Linked DNA regions of Homo sapiens: all the other regions are linked to region 1. The links are chromatin loops, found by intact Hi-C in ENCODE. Cell type or tissue: endothelial cell of umbilical vein. All regions are shown on one strand.

What was found. Peaks named below come from ENCODE experiments on the same cell type or tissue, not always from the same donor. Only the 100,000 strongest peaks of a DNase experiment are listed, where the experiment ranks them.
Region 2: it touches region 1 in a loop (5-fold over the local background); 2 of 110 quality-filtered maps call a loop at or near these places.
Region 3: it touches region 1 in a loop (3-fold over the local background); 30 of 110 quality-filtered maps call a loop at or near these places.
Region 4: a loop joins it to region 1, with 5 times the contacts of the local background. A loop is called at or near these places in 2 of 110 quality-filtered maps.
Region 5: a loop joins it to region 1, with 9 times the contacts of the local background. A loop is called at or near these places in 5 of 110 quality-filtered maps.
Region 6: it touches region 1 in a loop (13-fold over the local background); 17 of 110 quality-filtered maps call a loop at or near these places.
Region 7: a loop joins it to region 1, with 4 times the contacts of the local background. A loop is called at or near these places in 3 of 110 quality-filtered maps.

What each region holds. Positions count from the first base shown.
Region 1 is chr6:141,560,574-141,564,573 of GRCh38, reverse strand. No RefSeq gene overlaps it. Among named protein-coding and RNA genes, the nearest start is that of GJE1, 570 kb to the left of the region's middle. In endothelial cell of umbilical vein, a CTCF peak has its summit at 1,557 (motif pointing right); DNase peaks (open chromatin) are centred at 1,583 and 2,213; H3K4me3 peaks cover 771 bases; H3K27ac peaks cover 1,496 bases.
Region 2 is chr6:141,105,871-141,109,870 of GRCh38, reverse strand. No RefSeq gene overlaps it. Among named protein-coding and RNA genes, the nearest start is that of MIR4465, 420 kb to the right of the region's middle. In endothelial cell of umbilical vein, no CTCF peak of the experiment used is centred here; a DNase peak (open chromatin) is centred at 2,100; H3K27ac peaks cover 300 bases.
Region 3 is chr6:141,305,323-141,309,322 of GRCh38, reverse strand. No RefSeq gene overlaps it. Among named protein-coding and RNA genes, the nearest start is that of MIR4465, 620 kb to the right of the region's middle. In endothelial cell of umbilical vein, no CTCF peak of the experiment used is centred here; no DNase peak of the experiment used is centred here.
Region 4 is chr6:139,980,380-139,984,379 of GRCh38, reverse strand. All of the region lies in intron 1 of LINC02941 (long intergenic non-protein coding RNA 2941), which reads right to left. The region is part of intron 1 of LOC103352541 (a long non-coding RNA gene); the gene reads left to right. Among named protein-coding and RNA genes, the nearest start is that of LINC02941, 6.1 kb to the right of the region's middle. RefSeq lists a silencer at 1,374-1,668. In endothelial cell of umbilical vein, no CTCF peak of the experiment used is centred here; DNase peaks (open chromatin) are centred at 2,249 and 2,289; H3K27ac peaks cover 413 bases.
Region 5 is chr6:140,771,643-140,775,642 of GRCh38, reverse strand. The region is part of intron 6 of LOC105378027 (a long non-coding RNA gene); the gene reads right to left. Among named protein-coding and RNA genes, the nearest start is that of MIR4465, 90 kb to the right of the region's middle. In endothelial cell of umbilical vein, no CTCF peak of the experiment used is centred here; DNase peaks (open chromatin) are centred at 1,222 and 2,152; H3K27ac peaks cover 557 bases.
Region 6 is chr6:139,880,339-139,884,338 of GRCh38, reverse strand. No RefSeq gene overlaps it. Among named protein-coding and RNA genes, the nearest start is that of LINC02941, 94 kb to the left of the region's middle. RefSeq lists an enhancer at 1-140. In endothelial cell of umbilical vein, a CTCF peak has its summit at 2,476 (motif pointing left); DNase peaks (open chromatin) are centred at 1,278, 1,888 and 2,448.
Region 7 is chr6:140,844,747-140,848,746 of GRCh38, reverse strand. It overlaps LOC102723724 (a long non-coding RNA gene), which reads left to right. Exons shown (of 7, transcript XR_428030.5): 3 at 2,443-4,000. Among named protein-coding and RNA genes, the nearest start is that of MIR4465, 160 kb to the right of the region's middle. In endothelial cell of umbilical vein, no CTCF peak of the experiment used is centred here; DNase peaks (open chromatin) are centred at 1,276 and 1,646; H3K27ac peaks cover 2,334 bases.

The DNA.
Region 1 (4,000 bases):
TATCAATTAATTAATACCTGCTTTTAACTAGAGACAACATGATTCTGAAAAGTGTGGAAAGAGTGAATGTGAATTGTAGTAGACACAATTCAAGTTTGCTCAGACACAAACTGAGCATAGGTTGACCTGCTAGGAAATAAAGCAGCTGAAATAATCAAGGCTAAAAATAAAGAGGATCTGAATTAAGATAGAACAAGCAGAGTTGAAAAGAGTGGTTTTTAGAGACTGTGCAGTATATACACATCATTTCTTATGTTAGTGTCCATGGTGTAGAGAGTTAAGGAAGAATCAAATTAACCCGTATCAGAGCCCAGCCCTGTTCATTTTTGCTTGTATCTATGTAAACCGTGTGTCTACTACAGGGACTGGCTCGTACTTGCTTCTCGAATTCATATTTGATGTATAAGTAATGAAAACTTTTTAAATACAAGCTAAGTTTTTATAAAATAAAACAGGTTTGTTAAGCTATAACTCATATAGATATTCTCTTGCATCACCAAGACTCTAAACAAGACCATGAGAACCTTAGCTATTCATGGAGTCTTTATAAATAATGACAAACTTTTTTTTCTTTCTTTTTTTTAAACCAATTTTGTGTTTAGTTTTAATATGATAAGCAATCTGTAGCCAGGATATTGAAGTGTGCCCTAATATAACAATGTAGATTATCACATCAATTTGAATATTTTGTTAAAAGAGATGCAAGTGTGACCCTACACATTACTTACCCTAATGATTCCAGAATTGATTTAACCACTGCACACAGCCGATTCCTTTGCTTTATATGCTCAAGGATATTTTTGCATGGGGGACATTTCTTTGCTCAATGACACAGGCAGAAATGCCAGGCTGAGCAGCTCATGGCTGCTGTATTGATGCTTTGGTGAAGGAGGAGATCAGCTACCCCGAGATTTGGGCATTGTAAACGTCTTTCATTTTCCTTCCTTTCCCTGGTTTTAATTAGCATTGGTGATTCAGGGCTGACTAAATTTTTCATCCAAGTTTTTCTTTCAAGTCATTGATCAATAACTCGTTAATGAAGCCAGGAGAAGAGAACGAAGCATTCTTAAATGTCCAGTACCACTCCTAAAAGCAAACAAATAAACAAGCCAGGAGCTGCACTGAAGAAATCATTCAGCTAGCTAAACCGTGCAGTGGCTACGAGGAAGAGTAATTGATTTAGTGGGGAGGGTGCTAACATCCCTAAACATTAAATCCAAGACATAATATTTAAAACATTGCTTTAAAGGGTATTAATATTTGCATTATCGTTTTCCATTTAACTTTCATGAAATGTCATATGGTCTTAATAAAATAGTTTTCAAGGTATAGTTCATCTGAAGAGCCATTAATTCAACCTTCTCTAAATAGAGTTCTTTAGAAGACCGTTACATTTTGAATTTCCAAAGGAACAGAGCAGTGTGTGATGCATATCCTCAGTATTCATGCAGAGACTAGAGAAGGTCATTTGCACTTCTGTGCCAGACATTTCAAAAATAAAGCAAAAAAAAAAAAAAAAAAGTGGAAGTCTCCATGCACAGTTCAAGGATCTTTCCACTAGGTGGCAGAAGCGCTCCTTCAGCTCTTCCGCTTCTTCTGGTGTGGGCTGTAATTAGGTCAGTTTAAGTTAAAGTAGGGCTGAGAGATGAAAAAAGTAGATTTTCTCCTCTGGAACACACTGCAGTTTAATTTCACTTCTTTCTACATTGTGCGATGAAGGTGGATTTAACTTTTAAAGGCAAAGAGACAAATCTCTGCCAGGGTAAATGAAAAGACTCAGGGAGGGCAACTGGCACAAAAAAAAACATAAAAGAAAGGAAATGCTTTTTGGCTGTTTCCTAATTTTGATATCCGGGTCATAGTCAGAAATCATTTTCAGAGGTAAAGTGTTATATAGGTTCTGTGAAAAGCGGGGGTGACTTCTGAAGCCTAAGGGGGCCGGCTTGCTGGGTGTCGATGTTAAAAATTTCCCCTACTGGTGACATTAAATAAAATAAAGCCATTTTATCCTCGACGCTTTTCTAATTTTGCCAGCAGCCAGAGAAGCATGCTAATCTGAGAGGAAAACTCCACACCCCAACACAGGTTTCCCTTTCCTGCTGAATAAGGCACTTAGGAAGGAAGTGGTCCTGAAGGTGAAAGTTGAAACCGGTGTTTTACCCAATGCTGCCTGTTAGAGGCCCTGGGGAGGACAGGGACGTCCTGGAATCGGGATGGGCTGAGCGCGCCAGGCAGCCTGGTGAGGAGGTGGAGGAGCTTCCCTATCAGAGAGCGTCAGGAAGTCACTGCGGTCACCTCTGTGAGAAACAGTGGGGAAAAGGGGAGGACAATCGCAGGAAAACCCATCCACTCCTCTGCTGCCGATCATGGCATTCATTGAATGTGCAAAAGCCAGATATTGTTAAAGAAAATAAAGGCAAATAAGATATGAGAACAGACGTGGCATAAATAATGATGTTTCCTGATTCTAAACTCTTTAGAGGTTGAGAGCATCCAGCTAATTTGGAGGTTGTTTCTTTGAATTACAGGTCATGTCACAGGGAATGCCAAACTCAGAGAGAGGAGAGGAGGTTGGCGGCACAATAAAAGCTGTATGGGGGATGGGGGGGAAATGGGGATGGCTAATGGGTACAAAAAATAGAAAGAATGAATACAATCTGATATTTGATAACACCGCAGGGTGACTATAGTCAGCAATAATTTAACTGTAGATTTTTTAAAAACTAAGTGTATAATTGGATTGTTTGTAACACTAAAGATAAATGCTTGAGGTGGTGGATACCCCATTTACCCTGATGTGATTATTACGCATTGCGTGCGTGTGTCAAAATATCTCACTAGCTCTGTAACTACATATATATATATATATATCATCTACGTATCCAAAAAAATTTAAAAAATTTAAATAAATATATGAGGAAATAAGCTAAATACACAAACAGGTGGCTCAGATATACTAAGATTATTCAAATAATTCTTTAATTTTCTGAAAAATGTTTAAGATTGGAGTTGACAGTGCCTTCTGACGCCTCTTCAGCATTGCCCAGTTGCTAATGTCTTTGTGTTACCCCAAAATTTGTTCAAACATATTGAAACTGGAAATCCACCTGGTTAACAATACCTCCTGTTTGTGCAGGCTGTTTTCCATCTGTAGCCACAGATGATATGATTACAGACTTTGTGTGCAATTCGGTGTTCTTATGTTTGCCTACGGAATCATAGACAATCACATTAAAGCTATGTGCAAACATGGCACATGACTCAATTCTCCATTCCTCAAATGATGTTCTGTGTATGTCTCAATATTGAAGAAAGGAATAAAGAGTGATGGAGAGCAGAGTAAGAAGGCAAGGAATAAAGAACATGAATTAAAGACTCTTGAAATCTTATTTCAAGGACACAATCACTGTGTTGTAGCTTCTCATTTCAAATATACTAAGAGATCCAATTGTTGACAGACAGTAGTCAGATATGGTACAACTAGATACTGTACTTCTTGATGAGATTGGAAACAGAAAACACAGTCAATGAATTGTAATTTATAAAGACAGTGGACTGATCCCTGATGTATATCTCAGAAATCAGATAGTTTATCCCGGTTAGGAATTTGGAGACAAATGTTTGAAAACCATTCTGTCAGTTAATCAAAATGTGTTGAAAGAATACAGTGTCACAAACAGAGCAAGCATACCCACACACACATGCATACCCACACACACATGCATACCACACACACATGCCCACATATACCTGGGTTAGATTTTAGTTGAAACTTTGGTTAGAAATCCTCATTTCTTTGCTTAAAATTTGTAAGCTTAACTTTCTTCACGTGTTTGTTTTAGACTATAAATTGAACTTTAGGAAGCAAGTATTTTGTTCATTTGTAAAATGAGAGTAGTCTATTCAAACTTTTTAAAGCATAAGCCATACTCTTGCTAAGTCTGTAAATCTGGGATTAGAAGCATCATGAACAACCATTGGATTGTAGCATAGACAATCC
Region 2 (4,000 bases), 450 kb after region 1:
TTCCTCTGCTAGAGAAGTATATGTTTGTTGATGGGTTCCCTTCTGGATCCTTTGTTTTCTCCTGTGGTTACTGTGAGTTTGTCTTATCTGTTTCCTTTTTACTACCTTTAGTAATCATGAAAATGTCTACTCTATAACTATTGCTTTTGCTGTGGTTTTTGCTGTATTCAAGACTTCAAACTAAAGGGTGATATATAGATATTCAAGTCAGACTCTCCCCAGATAATCATATCACCCTGGTTACATTTTAAATTGATTATCTGTCATTTCCAGATAGCCACATAACCAAGAGGGTATGATATACCTAGTTTAAAACACAGGGCATTGGGCAAAAAAATATATATACATCTATAAGTATTATGTCACAATTCATATACAATACATATAAGTTGTATGTATTGTGACATAATACATATAAATTATATATGTATATATACAATTTTTTTAATGTTTAATTTTTATTTTTTTGTAGAGATGAGGTCTTGCTTTGTTGCCCAGGTTGGTCTCCATATCCTGGCTTCAAATGATCCTCTTTCCTTGGCCTCCCAAAGTGCTGGGATTACTGGGATTACAGGCATGAGCCATTGTTCCCTGCTGGAAGAATATTTTTGAATATATTAGTTATTGATTGATTTTTAACCATGGCTTAAGTTGGAGTTTAGAAATTACACATTATACTTGTTGGGGTGATCAGACAAAGAAACAGGTGGTGAGGCATGTTCCAAGCCCTGCCTCAGCTTCTCTTCCAACACTCAGCTTTTCTCCCAACAATGCTGACTTCAAACTTAATATTTGGAAAGTGAAACCTTTGCTTTGGTAAATAAAATTTTATCTTAAATTGATAATTCTTCTTAGAAGAATTCAAAATTATTTGAAAAAAAAAAACAATTTTTTTAAGCCAGCTATTTAAGAAGATTGGTTTTATCTCAATACTTAAAGATGAATCTCAGAATGAGAACATATAAAAGAAAATTATATTTCTATATTCAAATAATGTTAAAACTATGATTAATTACTCAAAATAGCCATTATTTCTTACATTATTTTTACTTACAAAGTTACTATTATTATCATACATTTATATCATATTTAGAATGGCCCATGCAAAACTATCTCTTTAGGGAGTATAAGAATAGTCATTTAGAAGTTTATTATTTTGACCTCTATAATTTGTCAATTGAAAACTGCTTATGAGACATGGTTTGCAGAGTCATGTTTTTAATTCTCTTGAACTGTAAACATTTGTCCTTCAAAAAAGGAGACATTTTAAAAGATATTTAACTAAAACATATTTTATTAAACACCAAGAGCAAAATAACCACCAGAAATGACCAAGGCTGTTCATTCAAAATGAAAGTGAGCAGTTTGGCCCTGACACAGCTTCACTGTCAAATTTTCTATGCATTTAGTTTCCTTAGTTTAGAAAAAGAAGTGATCCAGTGGTCTTTTTCATTTAGGTAAAAAGTTGTCACTCTCTTCAATAATGCACTCTTCAATATCTCTTCAATAATGCAATAATGTATATGGAAGGCTTGTATTAAAATATTTATTAAGCTATTACATTCAGAAGCCTGGTATTAAAATATTAAATATTCCAAGCAAAAGCTGAATTAATTTACACTACTTTCAAATGTTTTTGTGCTAAAAGTACTTAACTGAAATATTTTAGACTTCTAAATTTAAAAAAAAATGTACACATAAATCGTGTGCATGAGCACCAATAGACACAAGGCACATACACTGTACCAAGCTATCCTGGGGGATACAAAGACAGCAAGGAGGATTCCTCCTCTGAGGTCAATAGTGTAGAAAAGGACACATTAAAAAATGTGTTGACTTTTACAATTTGTCCATAAATTCTTTGTCATTTCCTTTAAAAGATGGAACCTAATTTTTCTTTCCTTCAGTGTAGGCTGCATTAGTGGGTCACTTCTATTCAATAGAATAAGGTAAAGTGACTGTGTGTGACCCTGCAACTAGGAAAGGAAAGACCTTGTGGATGCCTCTCTCTCAGATTACTTGCTCTCAGGGACCCTATCATGAGGACATGTCATATCCTGAGGAAACTCAAACATACCCATTTAGAATCTCATGTGGTAAGGAACTGAGCCCTTTGGCAACAGCCATGCAGGTGAGTCATCCCAGGAGTGGATTTCGTAGTCCCAGTCAAGCCTTTAGACAATGACAGCCACAGATGACATCTTGATTCCAACCTCATGAAAAGTCCTGAGCCAGAATAAGTCAGCAGAACAACTCCTGAATTCCTGCCACACAGAAATTAAGAGAGAATAATTTTATTATTGTTGTTTGAAGCCACTGGGTTTGGGATAATTTGTTAGGCAGTAATAGATATTAATTAAAAGAGTGATGCAAGGGTAATCATGCTTACTGTTAGAGGAGAGTATAAGTGAAAATATGTTAGAGGGAAGTAATTACTTTTAGTTTGGGAAGCAGAAAGAACTCTGGAGAAGGTATGATATGAACTGGATCTTATGAGATTAAAGATGTGTAATAGTTGGATATTTCCAGACGGAGGAAAAGACATTTCCAATACTAGAATAGCTTGAGAAAAGACTCATATGAAGAAAAAGATACATATTTTTCCCATTTGTTACATGTCATAAATAACATTGTAATAAATAATAGTCCTACTTTATCAGCTTGCTGTAATAAATTGAATGTAATATGCCTATCATAGTGTTTTGACCATAGTAAGCATTCAGTAAATTTTAACAGCCATTACTGTTTTAAAATGAGATGTTGGAGTTATTTTAATGGTCATTTTAATCAAATGGATCCAAGACAAATCTTGGATAAATACCTCCACTTCAAACCCAAGTGTGAAGTCTACTTTCTACTGATGATAGTTACATGGTTCTGTATTCTTTTTCCCATTTGTTGCCTAACAATAGAGAACATGTTTAGCAAATAACTGCATTCTTCTCCAGTCCCCTTTCTCCAAAATTAGCCTCATCCAAATGCATTCTTTTTTTTTTTTACAGACCATAAAGTTAGCTTTAGCTCTCTTCCATCTACCCATCCCATCACTTCACCCAGGCCTACATCATTTTATAATGAAATCACTTCAATAGAAGCCCCCATCATGTGTGATACTTGATCTGCTGGAAACAAAGTACTCTTTGCTATATTCCTTAAATTCTACTCACCTAAACCATGCTTTGTCAAATAATTTATATCAGTCCCTAATTCATATTTCAATAGTTTTGTTTTAAAGTCCGGTCATAATGTGGCCTCCTTCTAACTATATAAAATGCATCTTCAGTATAGATTTTTCCCTCTATTCATCATGGTTTCTATGATGCCAAGCACACAGATGTTGGAAAAATACACACACACACACACACACACACACAAATACACACTTATTTCTTTGTTCATATTGTCTTCCTCACTTGATGTTTCATAGTCTATCTTCATTTACCTTCCATGACTCAGAAAAGTCCTCCTCTATGCTGAAGTTTTTCCTGACTCCTCTAGTGCATATTTATCTACACATCCTCCACAGCAGACAGAATCATAACTGTATTCTGTTATGTTCTTGTGTTGCTTGCCTTTATTTTTATCTCTCTAAATATATATTGTAAATTTTTTCAAATTGTTTTTCTCCAACTCCCTCAGTAAGTATTATAGATTTCATTTCAGATCAGCTGCATAAGACAGGAGGAAAAAAAACCTATTTTTTTAATTAATTGGAGTTATACATGAAATACAATTTATTGAATAGGTAATCTTTTTTCAAATCGTTTTTTACATAGAAACTAAGCATATAGTAGCTCATTTTTATTTACTATTTGTTTGTTTAAAGAAATAAAGAGAACAACAGAGGAGATTAGAAAGTCTTTTTGGAACCAGAATCATTAGACATGGGTGAGAAAAGGCAGGAGTTATGGACAATGGCTCTAAGGTTTCTGGCTTTGGTGATCACTGAATTACAGAGAACCACAGGAGGAAACGGAAGCACATTTCTAGCCAGGAAAAA
Region 3 (4,000 bases), 260 kb after region 1:
GCAGACTCAAGCATGTGCACTAAGAGGCAAAATGAAAGATGTATGACCTTCCTCTGGGGGTGTTCAGCTTATACACGAAAACCAATCCTAGAAAGCATGCACACAACCTCAGTAAACACACTACACATGTGTTCTATGGAAGGCAAGCAACAGCCCACTCCTGGGGAAGAATCAACAGAAGAGAAAAGAAAACCCTGCACCATGCCAGTGTATAAAACCCCAAGTCAAGGGCTGAACAGGACACCTGGATCTCTTAAGTTGCCTGCTTGGCCCTCTTCAACGTGTATTTTGCTTCCTTTGCTCTTGCTCTAAAACTATATAATAAACTCTCACTCCTGCTCTAAAACTTGCCTTGGCCTCTCCCTCTGCCTTAAATCTACTTCTGCCCCTTGGCTGAATTCTTTCCTCCTATGACACAAGGATCCAGTTTGCTGCAGACCCATATGGATTCACCTCTGGTAACAGTTACTGTTTATAGCCTTGCTGACCATTAACCAGTTTTGTATCTAATCCAGCAAACTAATCCTAACATTAATTTTTTGTTATATATGCAATTTACTTATATGACTTCTCAAACATTCTTTGAACTGGTCATAACATGTTACTGGTTCCCTCATCAATTAATGAGATTAAGACAATACTTTTCATGAGTTTATCTTATGTTCATATGAGAGTTTTGATTTTACCTTTTGGAAATTATCCTTTAACAAATGTTCAATGATATAAATAAGTTAACATTATATTTTGTGAATAAGTAAACTTAACAATATGAGAAAAATAGGCTTACAAAACAAATAAACAAATAAAAAGAAACACAACAATGAAAACTAAATTTAAAATAAAACTAAAAGTGGTTTTTAATACCTGCCAGTTTTCGTTAATAAAATAGAAAGTAAAATTTTGCACATTTGAATATGTAATATGGGTCAAAGAATAATAATAAAACATAGCAACAAAATAGTCACAAAATCTATAATTCTCTGAAATTAATTTTAACCAAAATGGGTAACTAAACTGTCTAAAAACTATGTATAGAAGGTGTAGTTCTTTATAGAAGTAAAAAAAATGAGTAATAATATCTTGATCTTAAATGAAATATTTAGGTTGACCATTTAAAAAAATAAAAATTTGAATTAATACCTTTATAATCAGAATGCCATTTTTTAAAACTAGAAACTTGAATTACTTTAAAAAATGGTACAGAGAAGACATATGTTGAAAATCTCCTTCAATTCAACTGCGTGAAAGCTTATCAAACATAGGGAAAAAAACAAAAATTAAATCTAAACAAATGTAAACCAACTAACAAACAGACATAGCAAAACACCCACGGATAGCAAAATGTATCTGTAGGTAAGTGATGGAACAGAAACATAAAACACTGACCAGGACTGATACGGTTTGGCTGTGTCCCCACCCAAATCTCATCTTGAACTGTAGCTCCCATAAGTCCCACATGGTTGGGGAGGCCTCACAATCATGGTGGAAAGTGAAAGGCAAGTGTTACATGGTGGGAGACAAGAGTGAATGAGAGCCAAGGGAAAGGGGTTTCCCCTTATGAAACCATCAGATCTTGTGAGACTTATTCACTACCACAAGAACAGTATGGGGGAAACCACCCTCATGATTCAATTACCTCCCACTTGTTCCCTCCCACAACACAGGGGTATTATGGGAGCTACAATTCAGGATGTTATTTGGGTGGGGACATGGCCAAACCACATCATTAATTTTCAGTTTAATAGAAAAATCTCAAGAGGATAAAAAATATTTGACACATGTGAAGGAAATATAAGACAGTGAGATATGCTGTCATTTTCAGACAATTTGGTATGATTTAAAGCTGAGAATCTTGACACTCTATAGACTAACGTGTCATGGGGAACTATAATTCATTCCTATAATTTGAAATTATATATGAATTATCTGTTAGACAGAAGGTCTTAAAGTTCATATCTGTCTTATTTCTTTATACTTCATAGTCTGGGATTATTTTGTGAATTCTTATCTTTTAAAAAAATGAAAATGGTACTTTACTCAGAAATAACAATGAGATAACTCTGGTTACCAAAGAACACTGTAAGTAAAATTCAAAGAAAAATTACAACTGGTGGAAAGTAGTATAATCAAAGTATAATTATGAAACATTTATAAAAATTTCCTACAGAGCTGAAAGAATACGAGCTGTCACAACTCAATAATATCACTGAAAAATCAAAAGGAGAAATGACTCAATTGAAGAAAAAAGAAAATATATGGAAATGAGTTTTTACAAAAACGTCAGAAAATGAAAAAGAGAATGTGTTTACTATCACTAATACTCTAGAAGATTCAAATTAGTAAATTGAGATAGTTTTATAAACATCAAATTGATGAAATTTTAAATCTTGATAATATCAAGTGTTTATATAGATAAAGAGAACTGTTATGTCATTAGGGATATAAAAGTATAAGACCAATTTGAAGAAATAATTAAAAAAATAAAATTGTTGCAATTCTGTTAGGTAGTCATGGCTCAAAATAGAAAAATCAAGCAAACACTAAAATCAGACTAAATTCTCTTCAACAGGAAATAGAAGAGGATATTTTAGTATAGAAATTACATAAGATAAAAATGAATGAACTAGAGCTACACATATAAAAATGGATACATCAGAAATATTGTAAAAAGCCAGTTGCTGAGTGATAAAGTTTTAAAACTTACAAAATTACTATATTTTTATAAATACATATATTTATATTAATCTATAAAGTTATACAAATATGTATCCAAATGATAAACTTTATATCAAAACAATGACTGCTCACAAATAGAGATGCATAAAATAATTTAACCAATATTAAACTTCTTAATGTTTAAACAAAATTCAAGAGAAAATATGAAAAGACTATTATTTTAATGAAGTTGAATGATGTGAATGTGGATGTATATTTTTTAATTTCTGATTGTTAAAAATATTATATATTAAAAGAAATCTCACTGAAAAGTAACCCTAAATCTTTATTTTAAAATTTATGGTAAATATTTAATAAATAAGAGTGAACAAAATAAATTTGAAAATTATGGTGATTTAGCAATTGTCTAGAAAATGTTAATATTTAACATAAATCTACTATAGTAGAAATAATATATGTATATGATTTTCAAAAGTAAATGATTTGCCATTAAATCAAAGGAAGAAGAAAGATCAAAAAAATATGTTTTAGTTAACAAATGATCAAGAGGGCATTTTATAACAGTGAAAAAGTAAATTCTTTGTTTTTTAAATTTTTGGGGGCATTTAGCTATTGGAAAGAAAATTGTCATAGAACTATTTCTTGTCATATGTAAAACCATTACACATATGAATATTGTATACTGTTAAGAATATCTTCAATAAAAACATGATATCACATTTTAAATCAATAATTATCTTAAATTATATCTGAAACTCTTAAAAATATTAGAGGAAATATCTCAAATTGGGTTGCGGAAACACTATTCATGTGTAAATCTATATTGACCATATCTTTGAGATCTGTGCACATTAAAAGACATATAGTGTATTTTACACTTTTAGGTAAATGGTAGCAATCAGAGAGGGAAATCAAGAGAAAGGCTAGATTTTACATATACCTTGTTGATATTTAATCTGAAGAACATATAAGTACAGTACATACTTAAATATTAAAAATTTAGAAAGTAAACTTTGAGATAGAAGTAAAATAAATGAACTTAAAAGGGCTGGCTTTTTTTAACTACTGGAAGGAAATAAAAGAGAATTAATTTGAAATCTCTTTCATCATTCCAAGAATAAGAGAAAACCAGAAACCATAAGTGAATATCAAAACACTCATATGAATGTTTAAAATTTATCTAGGGTAGGGATTAAAACAAAAGATAAAGAATTAAATGCAAAGAAAAAACCTTAAATATTTCTGGCACATATAAAATTATAAAAACTTTATTTTAAATCAGTAAAGGAGAGATCATTCCCATGATAAGAAGCATAAATTGTCA
Region 4 (4,000 bases), 1.6 Mb after region 1:
GTCTGCTTAAATCAAGATGAGTTGTCTGGTGTGTTCTACAGCCCTAGACCCTACCACTAAGTGGGAAGAGAGGGAGAGAAAAAGAGGGTGCAGGGAACCCTAGAGAAGCACAGGGCAATTCAAGTAAAAGTGGGGAAGGAATGTACCAGCTGTGCACTATCAATATTTTCCTATCAAGACATCCGCTGCCTCAGGATCACATGGTGATGAATCACAACAAAGACCCAACAAAAAATGTTGACACTTTGAGACTCTTACTTAAACATGTACATCAAAAAAGTGGGAGGGGGAGGTACTCCAAGCTGCATGACTTGATATTGACTTGATCCTTGCACAGACTACAGTCATCATTAAACACACATGCTCTCCCAATTTGTATGCCCATACCACAGTCCTCACTCCTTGTTGAGCAATAACAAGGAGATCAGTGTGACTGGAACCTAGTTAAACTATCATGCTCATGATGCTATGCAGTAGCTCTAGATTCCATGTTATAATGTGTGACGTTACCAAAATAATATCCTAAATTATCACAAAGTGGTATTTTAAAAATGCAGTTTTGCGATCCAATTACTTCACAGGTCACATGGCCTCAATCACTGACCTTAGAACTTAACAGCCATCTATAGTGTTTCCATGAAAAATATGTTCCAGGCTCCAAACAGCATTCTTTTAGGCAAACTTTTAGAACACAATCTGCTTAGGAACTGTCTCTACTGTTCTGTGATACGTTTGTTTTGCACATGAAGTTAATTTCGGACTCTTTTCTACAAAGATATTTCCTGCCCTTGGAAGATGACTTCAAATAATAAATTGTCACCAAAAATGGACATGAAACTTTTAAAAAGCAGTAGGGAGGTGGAAAAGATGAACAAGCTGAAAACAAGTCCATTTTGGGAAGGTTCTGAACATCCTGGTTAAGGGAGTTTTTCATTTTAAAGGAAAAAGTATTCATCTGATGTGCTTCTTTGTTCATGGCACTTAATATAGAATTCTACAATGTTAAAAATAGGAAGTCAGGTTTATATGGTGTTTGCTTTAATGACACTAAACTGCCTGGAAATAGCAGCACATGCTATAACAAGTTTCAGATATTAAAAGAAAAGCTACAATGCTAAACTCTTTTCAAAACTTTTATATGAAGTCCCAGGCTTTGTGGACATTCAGGAGTAAATCAGGGCTAATACGGGAAGCTTACAGATGGTAAAATGGCTTCAGGCATCCCAATTATATTAAAAAGTTGAAAGCGGCAGATTCATATTCTCCCTTTTTACATGTCATAAATTCCAAAGTGTTGGTGTCAAACTGTGTCAATTGCACTCATTTATTAATACTTGGAATACCGTCAGTGAGCTGCCTAACTGTTATTATCCATTTATTCATTTACAGCCATCTAATACTAACAGCACCAGGCACAGTTTTCAATCCTTTCCCTAAAACCATACATGCCTCAGGGAGACTTACATAAGCCTGCATCTGGGGAGAGGGGGGAGGAGGAAATAGCAAATTGCAGGATCTGCTGATCTTGGATATAGGTCTCTCTGCAGGAGCTTCCAAATGTGTCTTTGTTTATGTTCTGGGCTCTGGGTTGTTGTGGGGCAGGGATCTAAGGAGGAAGGAATTTGTTGCCTCAATAAAAAAAAAAATGTGGAAGAAAGGTTAGGTGAAAGACAGAAAAAAAAAGACTATCTCCGTGTATTCTAAAACAAATATTTACACATTCAAATATCATCTTTTTTTTTTTAACTATCTGATCTTCAGTCTTGGATGCAGTGGTTAATAAACCCTGATGTCTCCACACAAAGTAAAAAAATAAATAAAATAAAAAATGTATGGCAACAATGCCATGATTCAGACCCAAAAACTACCCTGCATAAAACATTCATTATAATTAATGCAGTGTTTCTTGGCTGGTATTATTAAGACCTTAATTTTCCACTTGGTGGAACTTACTGTATGTAGTAGAAAAATCACTGGCTCTGAGTCAGAAATGCCTTGATTCTAATCCAGCCCCTGCCACTTCTTAGCCATGCCATGTGTGTAAATTAGTTGACCTCTCTGAGCCTTGGGTTTGTTTTCTTTAAAATGTGACTTATAAGGAAATATTAAATGTGACGATTAAATAAAAGAAAGAAAAACAACTACACAGTTCCTCTAAATTGCAGCTTTCCTCCCTCACCCCTTTCCTCTTTAAGAACTGCACAGACATTTTTAATAAGAAAGGATATAAGTGATCAAAATAATTATTCTGAAAACATATGATTCATTGCAGACATTGGTAGTGTGCCCTACGTGCTATTGGGCATGAAAGAGTTAAGTGGGAACGTCACCTTAGAGTCCTGGGGGAAGGGCGGAAGGGAGGGTAATAGCAGATTTAATAGTGTTTCACAGGCAGAGTCCTGGTGCTGTGCAAAGCTCCAGATCGTGTTTCTTCTTAGACGCCAATCAGTCAGGAAGTGATTCTCAAAGAAGTTTACATTGCCCTACTCTCTTTACACTGCAGCACAGTAGGAAACCCAGGACACAGAATACTCACAAGAAAGATGCTAGCATTTCCTGGGATAATAGGGAAAGCAAATGAGCCTCATGTCACATAGCATATTATAAGGAAGCAAAGCCTCCTACACAACATTATACTAAAAAGACCAAACTTATATTAAGCCTTGAACAGTTGCATATGTAAAGACCAAGAAAATAATCCAAATAGTAATCAAAAGCTCTAATTCTTCTTCAATTCCAGTTCATGTGCTACATTTTGAGAAGCATGACACAAAAGTGTGCATGCTCTCTCACACACACACATGCACACACACACAAATATACACAACTCATGCAACACATGTTCACACCTTCTGGTCAATACAAGAAAAGAAACCTAGATTATATCAGAACACAGACAGTCTTACTAGTCAGGCTGTGTCTTCACCACATGCTTAATGGAGAAAAATGGGTAAGGTATATCAGAACTTCATCAGAGAACATTCCAAAGCTGTTACATACATTTATGCTTGTCAAGTGTGTAACATGCACATAATTCTCTTTTATTCTTTCACCCAGTATTTATTTTCTGTTAGCTAGAAGAGGGCATAGGCTTTGTCTATATTGCTTACTTTTAAATTTGTGACCACCTGGCATGTAGTAGGTGCTCAGTAAATATTTGCTGAATAAATTAATGAACATTTCCAATTCTAGGGGGGATTCTGCCATTTTAAATAAGCAATTACAGTAGAATAAGCTAATTTGATTTTTGATATCCCGAGGAACCTTTCCAAGCCCCTTTTGTTGGTAGTTTTCTTTTTAGAACACTGTCTGAACTAGGCCTATCTTATATGGCTTTGCTCCAGCTGACTGGAGATTCACGTGGTAGCCTGTGGAGAGGTATCTACATGAAAGATAAAGACATTGGTTATATTTGTACAGATATTACACTGTGCTGCAAATAACCCACTCTGTCTTTTGTTTTTCTTGAGACAGAGTCTCACTTCTGTCAACCAGGCTGGAATGCAGTGATGCAATCTCAGCTGCAACCTATGCCTCCTGGGTTCATGAGATTCTCCTCGTGCCTCAGCTCCCTGAGTAGCTGGGACTACAGGCACGCACCACCATGCCTGGCTAACTTTTGTATTTTTAGTAGAGACAGGTTTTCACCATGTTGGCCAGGCTGGTCTCAAATTCCTGACCACAAGTGATCCACCCACCCCATCCTCCCAAAGTGCTGGGATAATAGGCATGAGCTACTGCTCCCAGCCTACCCACTCTGTCTTCTATACATTAATTCTAAATCAATGATTTATGAATTTACCCAAATTGATTTTTCTCTACTTATGTTTTCAGCCTCTTCTCCTTCCAGGCAATGAGCTCCATGCTAGCATTCCCCTTTTCTTCAAAGTAATATCTTTTATTTTTTCTTAGAATTCACCACAAGCAATTCAGCAAAATGTCACTGGCGCCTCCTACAAGATACCATGACAGCAAAATTTTATCTTTACTACATGAGGAT
Region 5 (4,000 bases), 790 kb after region 1:
ATGGAAACTGGACCTATGCCTGTAACTTCAGTGGTCCAGATTTCCTTTGAAGTTTTTACATTAAGGAATAAGTACTTAATAATAGCAGCAAGAGACACAATATAAAATATTTATAATATGGTTATTTATTATTTGCAAATAACCATTTACTTTACAGGCATATCAAAGACACAATCAAATATAAAACGAACAAATTAAACAAAGAGACACTAAAACAAAATGACATGTCTTCAATGTGGATCAAACAGGACACAAAAACAAACAACAAAAATGAATGCATTCAGATTTGTGCACACACGTGTGTGGAGTAAGAAGACTACAACTGGTTTTATGACATTAACATGCAGTCAGGAAAACCTCTGATTTAGATTATAGGCTTGAGAGCAAAGGGCGGGAATGGTTTGGTCACTAACTTGCCTGATGATTAACTGACATAATCTTGTTCAACTTTTCTATTTGTGGGCAATTGTATATGTGGCCATTGAATTAAAAAATGAAAGCTTGTGTTGTTTTGGTAAAATATGGAGCAGAAAAAAATTATTTCTACAGGACTACAGTAAAGACTAATATTTTACTTAACATATTTTATGAATACTCACTTTTTGACATTGGCAAGTGTTCATTTCTTACCACATTCTTGAGCAAAATAATATATCCTTTTTTAAAATAAATGAAAATTAACCTTATTTCACATTAACTCAAACTTTGAACCTTTTTATGGCAAATCCCCCATACATAACTACTCCAGCTGACACCTTCTTCATAAGAAATATTCATTGAATTCTGTTTGAATACCATATATCCAGTGAACAAGTGAGTGTCCTCATTATTCATGAATCAGATAGCACCCCAAGTGTACCCAGCATTAAATTGCTTTTGAACCATCTGTAATCTCTAGAAATGTCTCCTTCCAAAATGCATTTTGCAGGAAAACTCAATTTGAATTCTGCATTTACTCTAGCAGCACACAAAAGTCTATAGATAGGCTTGAAGGTCATTTTGACATTGTTCCTTTAAATAAAACTTTTCTATATTTATGGAACAAAACCCAGGAATGTTCTACATGTCACAGGATAAGATGATAGGATGCCAGATTGGTCCTTTTCTGAATAATAATAAAGCAAACCCACCCTTCCTTTAAAAATAGATGCTTGTTCTTTCTAAAACAGAAACAACATACAGCTTTGAAAGAGACAAGCAGAAAGCCATGAAATGAGTCATCAGCTGTGTTAGGTTACAGTGGGTTTATCTATGACTGTGTGTGAAAAACCACTCAGAAGAAGTCAGCAAAAGTGCAGCCAATTGCTGAGAGCTAATCATTCCGGGTTATTTTTGGAGGAACATGGTGTTTGTAGGTAGCATTGACAGTTACCAATTATTGCCTCTACCTGGCAAAATGCATGGGTTTGGAACAGTTATCATGAAGGTGTTCTCAGCAAGAACTATATTTAAACTGCTGACGCCAGTAATTGTGGATAGCTCACCCAATCCTGAATTTGATCTTAAGTGTTTTACAGTATGCAGACAAATACACTTAACTGGGGCTTTCATCGTCCTCAAAGTGTGCCTGATAAACAGCTTGCACCAAAATCCATGTTTTACAATGTTCCTTTAACTGTCTAATTTCTGTTGAGTATCATGGTATTGAAAGGAACTCTTTTACTATGGTTGCTTCAGAAATATTTAGGTGTAAGATCCTATAATCAAATCACTTATAATACTCATATAAAGGCACCCTGGTGCATAATAATATCTATATTTGGTTTTACATGGATAATTTATAGCTATTGAGATGTAATAATAAACTTGCCTTGGGAAATATAACCAGGAAAATGAATGCATTTGTTTTATTTCTGTTGATTACCTTGAAGGTGCACAATATAAAAGAAAACATATTGTTGGTATCTTTGCCTTTATGGGGGAAAAACCTTCCTTGTTTGAGGTTGTTGTGGTGATTATTGCTATTAAGAGCATGTCAAAGAAGATTGGTACTTTTTGTTCAGACTTTCTACTTCCAATTTTCCCAGGGTACAAATAAAATTTAAAGGGAAAGAACTAATAAATTATAGGCACAGCATGACTACAAAGGAAACATATAAGTTCAGAATAAAAAAATAATGAATTAGTTCACATCAGTAGAGTGGAGAGCAAACAATTACTGACTGCACCTCAGTGGCTCTGACTCATTTCCACCCATGCCTACCCTCTAGGATCAGTGAGAGCAGTACTATTTTCCTCTTTTTTAATCTCTTTATTGGCTAAAAATGTACTATATTTTACAATGACTCTCAAGAGTCTTTATTCTAACTTTATAGGATAAAGATTTCCCAGATATATATAATTGTTTATTTTGATGAAAAGTACTTCTATTTCTGTTCATTTGGATTTTAGCTGACAAAACAAAGTAAATTTGGAAAAAATACATGGAACTATAAAGAGGAAGTTTTAAAATAAATTATTTCCATAAAAGGGTGATCTCCATTGCCTAAAGGATTTTAAGTACACCAAAGAAGTTAATAATTACAATAGTTGATTCTGTTGACTATCATAAATGACACTAAAATGTGGAGAACAACTCTGACTAGGTTAACATTATTTGATTGGTTATCTTACCCTTGTTCAATTCTTTTTTTTGCCTATGGTTTTGTAATTTATGAAGTTGAAAAAATAACAATTACGTTAACTTTTTTTTGCTGTTGATTTTGGAATAAGTTAGTTGCATATGTTAAAATGGCTTTCTTGAAGAATGAATGTAGCAGCCTACTGCTGCAATAAAGATGTCCCTGGGAATTGTCATTTTTTCACTGTAAAGATAACACAAGATGTTATCTTGGTTCTAAAGAACACGTAGTTTCTTTAATAGGAACTATTTTAAAGTAACTCATATTCAGCTGCTGGGATTGTATTACATTCCAAATCAAATCTTGCTAATGCTTTCTCATCAGATAGAGTCCTCCTGTCCTTATATTGTTAATGAACGAACATACTGCAGGAGTCTCTGAAGAGCCTATGAATCTTGGTTTGTATAGGGGGGATTTTATACAATAAAGTCTCTTGTCTATTTTAAACAAAAATAAGAATGTGGTCTGCTTAATATAGAAACGAATGTGTAAATTTCTGAGCAGCTGAATTCTGTATCAATTTAGCCATCCACTCATTAAGGAAACAAACTTTTTCATAAGAGTGAATCAAGTATTTTCTCAATTCTTAGTATTATCATTCAGATATGCAATTTTTCTATAATGTATTTTATGACCAAGTTGTCTTTGTCCAAAAAGTCTGAGATAAAAAATAATTTTATATTTTGCATTACTTAAAATACTACCTGATATGGTTTAGATCTATGTCCCCACCCAAATCTCATGTCAAATTGTAATCCCCAATGTTGGATGTGGGGTCTGGTGGAAGGTGATTAGATCATGGCAGTGGTTTCTCATGGTTTAACACTACCCCCCTTGGTGTTGTCCTGGAGAGAGTGAGTTACTGTGAGATCTGGTCATGTAAAAGTATGTAGCACTTTCCTTCCCTCTCTCTTCTTCCTGCTCCATCCATGTAAGACGTGCCTGCTTCCCCTTCACCTTCTGCCATGATTGTAAGTTTTTTGAGACCTCCCAGCCATGCTTCCTGTACAGCCTGCAGACATGTGACCCAGTTAATCCTCTTTTCTTTATAAATTACTCAGTCTCAGGTACTACCTTATAGCAGTATAAGAACGGACTAATACACTACCAATCTACAACTGGATCACTCAAACATTTCTGCCAGCAATGTAAAATGGACAGTCCCACTGACAGTTTCATAACAGTCTGTTTCTTTAAATGTTAAACATGTTAAACAACTTGTTAATTTTTGCAAGTTCAAATGTTAAACAACCAGTTTCATAAAATGTTAAACAAGCTGTATTAGTCTGTTTTCGTGCTGCTGATAAGGACATACCTGAGACTGGCAATCTATAAAAGAAAAACATTTAATGGGATTTACACTTCCACATGGCTGGGGA
Region 6 (4,000 bases), 1.7 Mb after region 1:
TTTCGAGTTCTACAGCACCTTTGTTTTCTGAGAATGTCAATTTTATTTTGGCTCCCAAGTTGATAGAAAAAGAAAGAAATCATTTAAAGTATCACATTTATTTCTTGCAACAAAATGGTCCAAGAAAATAGCCAAAATGTTCAATAAAACAAGGCATTTGCTAAATAAATAAAAACTCCACAGGCTAAATAGTAAATACATGTATGAATGCATGCCCACACGAGAAAAGGAGAATAAACAAATTCTGCCAGCCTTAAATAAAAAGTGCTATGGCATTATATATCTCTGTAAAGTTTATAAAACAAAAACAGAAACAGATTCAGTCTCTGTTTCCCCAAAACCTTGGTTCGAGTTTGTGTTCCGCCTTCTGAAAAAAAGGAACTTGAAATTAAACATGAAACATGGTCGTACTCAAATTCTTCAAAACATACTTGTTAGTGAAGTTCCAAAGTGTTGACATCAGCAGGATATTCACAAACATGTGGGAAACAATTCATGCACTTTTAGTTACTGATAGAGTATTTGTTTGCTGTTTTACATGTTAATTTAACAACGTCTTCTGAGAATCAGAGACATTCATGTCTCATATGGGCTATATCCTTTATATCAAAAACTGTCATTCATACATCCCTCCAAGTCTCTATAAAGTTGTCTGCAAGTTGAAGTTTTAATGAACACAGTTTAAAGGGCCACAAAATCAAGTGGAAGGTTGGCAACCATCTGTTGAATTTGTGTTCCATAGATAGACAATCCCCACCATTTAGAAACTGGAGTGGATTGTTTTGCCCTGAATGGTGTGAATTTCCTCTCCAGGCAGTCCAAAAACACAGATAATGACCACGTTGTACTGGAGAGGCCTGGCCTGCTAGCTTTGAGACCAGAAATAAAATCATACATTGTATTCCTTTTTGAGGAGGTCAACTTGCTTTATGCACACTATCAAATCAATTCTCAAAGCATTCCATTGAAATGAGCAAGAGGCAGCTACAATATTCACTTTACAGATGAATAACCTGAGGCTCCAAAAGGTTAAGCAGTTTTCCAAGGTCACGTTAGGCCAATTCCACATAACTGCAATTACCTGGGCAGTGCAGGCAAAAAGCAACAAACACAGAGCATAGAAGGCTTTTGCTTAAATAGAGGTACAGTACCTGCATCACTAACGAAAAACAAGGACTGGGTCAGATTTATCCAAATAAGCTGGCCTATATGCCCAGATGATTGACAATTTTCTATTCTACTTGCAACTGGAAACAGCTAGGCAGAGAGAGAACAGGAATGAGGTCACAGATCTGCTATTTATAGGATACCAGCCACCACACTCAGCTGCTTTTCAGTTAAGGTGAATATTGAATGTAATTTTCTTTCTCCAACTCCATACAGAGGAACTACTTTCAGAAAAGGAAATTATAGAATTTAATAATATTTCTTGTGACATGGTGATTTGCTTTGTGACAGTCTGCACAACTTTTACCACATATTCATCTGGGCTTATTGACCATAAATAAAAATGCAGTCACATTCTTTCTCTTACTCCATGGATTTTTTTTAAAAATAAAGCAATAAAGATTCCATGGGCTTTTTCTTTCCCTCCCACCTACAAGCTATTCATTGAATTTGCAAAGTTATAACAAAACAGAACGCCAGTCTGGACAAGGAAAGCACAACATAGCCATTTATGAGGTAAAGAATCTAAAGCCACCTGATTTGCCTGTTTGGCTGCAAGAGTTAATTCCTATGAAAAATACACTTCCTCCCATTTCCTTTGGCTGAGGCTTGTGAAGGCTGCAGACAGTGAGCGGGGGAGGGCCCGAAGCCTCTGGTCTTTTGATGTAGATATTGATGCATGACACTAGCCCCTGCGCTAAATATCAAGTTTTCTTTCTCTTCAGCATTCCTCCTAAATGGTGAAAAGGGATTCCTTTAGCCCAAATGCACAGAGAGTAGTCCTAGTTGCAGATAAAAATGGCTTGTGTTTTCTGTGACTCACCAATCATAACCAAAACTAAAACAGCAAGCTGACACAGAAAGGTTCGAGTGACGTTCGAGATTATAAATAAAAGGCAAAGAAACAAGAGAGGAACCTGCCTATGGAGTGTCTCCAATCTTTTAATTCAGAAGGGACTGAGGAAGATGAGGGGCTGAGAACTCTTTACCTTTCCTCCAGGGAAAAGACTCTTTACCAACCACCCAGGAGCGCTGGGCTTCCCAGGCAGCCTGGTGCTGCTGCAGCTGAGGCTGATCTGGTCCCAGGGCCCTGTAGCTGGTGCCTATGTTGACCAGATCAGGGATCTTCACTCTGGCGTGTGAGTAGCAATCCCCTAAACTAATCTCATACAGCATGCAGATGCCCAGGTGCTACCCAAACTGGCATTGATTTGGTCAGTTTGAAGTGGGTCTCAGGAATCTGCATTTTAACCAGAATCTCAAATAGACCTAGGACCATACTTGGAGGCTGAAAAATTTATTGATAATGCCACCTGGAGGGCATTTCCAGAACTGCTTACACATCCAGCATGCCAGAGCACCACCTGAAACCTTGCATTTGATGGATTTACAGATTTTTTTACAGATAGTTACATGTAAAGGCCTAAGAACAAATCTAAAAGATATCATTTAAAGACTTCTTTTTACTGGCAAAATGAGACAGAGGTTACATTTGTTTAAGCAGTCAGGGCTGCAGCTGTCAATTTGAAATTGACAATTGGTTTTATAGGGCAAGATTTGGCAAAAAAGATCAGAGACATTTTAACCCTACTATCCACTTTTTTTTTTTTAACACATAAAAGCTACTTGTGGAGAAGCATGGTGTGTGCATGTGTGTGTTTCTTCCACTGACCGGTATCTTCGTGCCTTGCCCCTCCCCCTCCACACCATATGCCAGTCTTTCTTCCCGTGCCCTCACTGTTCCCTTTGTCTCATTTGACAGCCCTCTTTGTCCTCCTTTTGCCATCATTCAGCTTATTGCCGATACAATAAAGCTCACAAAGAGGATTGCTCATTGGTGATGGTGTTGACCACTTTATGAAGAAGAGAAGAATTACTAAAACCACAACTCAATGTTTTTAACATTTGAAATATACAGAGTACATTCATATTGTGCCATTTGACTTTCAGAAAACAAACAAACAAAAAACCAAGGTAAATATAATTATGCCCAATGAAGGCTTGACATTGAGAGAGTGTTAGGGACTTGTTCAAGACCACATTTGAGTAAAGAGTAGAGCCCGAGCTTGGACCCACAAAAGTCACACTGCTCTTTACAGCTGTACCATTTAGAAGAAGGAGGACTCTTAGAACTACTCAGGTTTTTGACATGATTGAGGCGTTTCTGTTTGAAACTCAGGTTTTAAAAAACTGATTACATAAAACTACTGGACTGTAAACAGGATTCAATTTATCCTGAAGTAATTTGTCCAATGGTGTAAAGAAAAGCACTTTTTGCATTTTCCTAGAAAGGGGGCAGGAAATAAAAAAAAAAAACAGCATAGACCCATCATCCTGTAAACATGTCTAAGGCATAAATGCTTTTGTCTCAGTTATTTAGCCACTTCTGGGTAAATGCTTTTGTCCCGGTTATTTAGCCACTTCTGAGATTACTGGTGGTCTTCCAAGTCAATCCAGTGAATCTCTGTAAATTTTAAGGTTGGGCACTAATCTGCAAAAGAAAAATACTCAACCACCCATTCTGTTTTAGTTGGAAAAACTCAGAATTAACTGAAATATACAACAGAATTAAATGATGTTTTAACTCTTTTGTTAAATCAGTCAATGTGGTTAAAGCAACAATTCAGAAGCTACTACGTGTGGGCAAGCACAGCAGACAAGTCACGTAAAGAATTGCTTGAAAAAGCCAATTTAAGGTAGTCAACTCTCAAGTATAGCGCTGTCCTCCAGGTGTTGTAAAACATCCTGAACATCATTTGAAGCAAATATTCAAGCTATTCAAAATAGTTTGTAATTGGTTTGAAGGGGGTGTTTTAAAAAATAGCTTTGTTAT
Region 7 (4,000 bases), 720 kb after region 1:
GTGATTTCACTGCTTAAAATGTCCCCCAAGGATATTGCTAAACTGTGGCCCTTTTTTCTAAACACAGGAAGACAAAAGAATGTGCCTTATGGAGAAAATACATGTGTTAGCTTAACTTCTTTCTAGAATGAGCTACAGGGCTGTAGACATAAGGTCAATGTTTATAAATCAACAATATATATTAAATAAGTTGTCTTTAGACAGAGACATACAAAAAAATAAGGTCATGTATTGCATTAATCAGTTGATAAAAATATTGTAACCAGAGGCTTGAGGGACCATAACCTGTATTTCCCATAGGAACAATGGTTCAATATTGACTGATTCTGTGTTTGCAGCAAATTTATAGAATGTATCAGCCACTAATAATAAAAATCAGTTGTATATAATTTATATTTCTCAATTCTCTGCCAACTTGCCAATATAACAACTCCAACTAGTGCTATAGTATTTTTTTACATTGACCTAATCTTGCACTTCCCAACTCATTTTAAGATTGAGTTAATGTCTGACTTCCAAACCCTTCTAGGACAATTTGTAATGGCTTGTTGAAATCCTGTTTTTCTATAGTGTAGTTGTAAATCATGACAGATTTTAAGTTCACTAAATATTTGACTTCAGCAGCATCCAAATATGTTTCTACTATTTGATAAAGAGGAACATGTTCTAATTCTCATCACTGAGGTACATGGAACAAAGTTAATATACTCTGTTAAAACATGCCTTTCACTAAACTGGAAATTTAGAAACTGAAAATGTTAAGGAAATAGAATGGTGGGAAAGTAGATTTCATGAATTGACTCAAGCATAAGAAAACTTTTCACTGTCCTGTGTTTTAGATGCAGGCCGCTCCCCATCTTCTGGCCATGTTAACACCTTTGGACCTATGGCTGTTTATCTCCATTAGATTACATAAAATGGTATAAAGCACACTATACTACAGTGTTCTATACAAATTACATGCTTTTGGAATGCTTTTTTCTTATTAACTATTAATATACAAATGTATTTTACAGTTTGATCCTTGGAATTTTTTTTCTGGCTTATTTATTTTATTCAGATGTATTCATTTAAAGCATTAGGAAAGATTTTCAAGAGATGGATACAGAGGTGAACAGCACAACTTAAATAGCCAAAATATTTACTCATGTGAAATTATGAATTGTTAATTAACAGAAGCAACTGTCAAAATCATGAAACACTATTTCTACCATTTATTTTTATTGCTAGAGTACAGGAAAAACTCATGTCTGTTAATCATTCAGCTTTAGACAATAACCAAGCTTTCATATACTGTGTTTGATGATGAATCTACTAATGCCAACTTCCTTTTTTTCTTACAAACTTCCTAAAAGAAGCAAAGCAGTTTAGATAGCAAGTCGATTAAATCAATTAAATTAAAAATTGATATTTTTATTTTATTTAAACGTAAACTTTTTTGTGAACTATAAAATGAAATATATTTAATAGTAAAAAGGAGGCATTAAATGGTTTTGGCTATTGTTAAATGACTCGTAGGTTAAATTTCTATCAGAATTTTAGATAACTTACATTTTAATCTCAGAATTTACTTTGGCTTTTATGATTTTATGAGTCAAAGTGCAGATGCCCAGTTTATTTATTGGAATATTTGCTGCATTTGTAATATGAAAGGTCATTAGGAATGACTCAACACCACAAAGCACAGTTAAGATTCTAAAACTGGGAAATGACAACTTATTATTTTTACACCAGCATTAAAGCCAATTCTCTTTTTATTTCATAATAGAAGTAAAATCCAATAATGAAGTCAATAGAAACAATGGTAGTCAGGGTTGATATTTATATTTTTATTCTAATGTGTGTTTTATCAATTAATAACTTTTTCTCTTTCAAACAAGAACTCAAAAAATAAATTCCTAGCCTAAAGAAGTTCAAAGATTTCTGATTTTAATATCATATATTTTATTTGACTCATCAATGTCCATGTAACCTCAGACAAGAAGAATGTGGACAGCATAATAATTGTAAACCATTTGCTACTGCATGATCAGAAACAGACACATAAACAAATTCTGGCCAAACGCATTAACGGAAGTGAGAGGGTTTCTCTAAAATCATCTCTTCATATCTAAATAAGAACCATAGCAAAATTAAGCTCTTCACATCCTCTGAATCAGTTTTGCATTTTATGGACTAGCTGAAATGGCTGTAGCCAAATTGCCACCATCTTTTAAGAAAAGCCAATGTCAAGGCTGGAGCAGGAGAGAAGGGGACCTGCTGTTAATGACAATGCTGAGCCATTGACTCCACCCATGCTGAAGACTGCTCAAAGGCTAGAAGTTGTGCTATTATATATGCAAGATTCTTATTGTCTAGGTATTTAGGTAAGTGTTTGTAAGTTTAATCAAAATCATTCCAATAGTTTTTGTTTGTTTGTTTGTTTGTTTGTTTTTGAGACAGAGTCTCATTGTGTTGCTCAGGCTGGAATCCAGTGGCATGATCTCGGCTCAGTGCAACCTCCGCCTCCTGGGTTCAAGCAGTTCTCCTAGATCAGCATCAGCGTCCCGAGTAGCTGGGATTACAGGCACCCGCCACCATGCCTGGCTAATGTTGGTCAGGCTGGCTCGAACTCCTGACCTCAAGAGATCCACCTGCTTTGGCCTCCCAAAGTGCTCGGATTACAGGCATGAGCTGCCACACCCAGCCTCCAAATACTTTTTTTTTAAATCAAAATAATGATTTCAATGACTGAGATCTGTTATGTATTTCAACATAATCATGTTTCATAAAGATTTAGTCTTCTGAAAGCCAGTGTGAATTGTTTTTTTTTCTACAAGTTTAATCAAAACCAAACAAAATCAACAAACCTCTACCCCCAAATGTGGTACTGTTTCCTAAAAGAATGCATTTCCTTTTTACTTCCATCACCATACATTGGTTAATGACTTCTGCACTTAAAATTCCTAACACACCTCACATAGCTCTTTTGTGCAGTAACACTTTTCTTCTCTCCAAATATGTGGTTCAATGGAAGTTACATTTTTTAAAATTATATTTTCCTCCTCACAACTTATTGGTTCTAAGATTTATACCCTTTCCAATGTGTATAAGACTACTGTGATTTTGGGACATGGGACCAAGTGTAGCATGTCTGATCCTATCTTTGATGGCAAATACTTCTGCTGTGAGATATGGGAGCTGCTGAGTGAAAATCTTTTACTGATAATAAAGCCAGTTGTCAGAGGGAAGCAAAAGTAAGAGAAGAAGAGACTTGAGGTGACTTTAATGAAAACTCCTACCTGCCAAAACTAGGCAAAAATATGACATACATAAATATAAATTTCCACAAGGAAATTTCTTTCCCACCTTTCTATATCTTTCTTACTCTTTATCATCACATTTACTAATAGAGATATTTAATGTTCTTGATACTCAAAGTGCATTTGATATACTATTTCTTACTCATCTCTTCCCTACCCCTGTTTCATATGGGGAGCTCCAGGCAACCTAGTGGGATGGGAATTGGGGACTGAGAGCGAAGAAGTGTAGCAATAGCATTAGCACAGTATTGGGGAAAGAGAGAGGAAACTGACAACATTCCTTCTTCTCACTATTGTTGTAGCTTGAGGAAGGCCTTTGCTTGGGGAGGTGAAAATGAAGGCTCAACTACAAAATGCAATTTAATTAACAAGATGGGAATTTTCCTCAGATAAGAGTGACTGTTAGACTTATTGTGCCAGAATAATGGCATAATAATAATGTTATGAAGACTATCTAAGATTTCTCCCAGAGAAAAGAGGAAGAACATATCATGGTGGATTTCCAGGCCACAGTGAAAAAGAATAGTTTTTTTGAATAGTTGCGTCCTAATGAGTTATGTTCGTTCAATGTAGCAGTTAGAGTGGTATAATATGGGCATGAACACACTACAGTTGTTGGCCCCAAAGATTAATAACAATGGGCATAAAACATGGAATAAGATACATAAATACTTATTTATATTGTCTCAATTTATGAC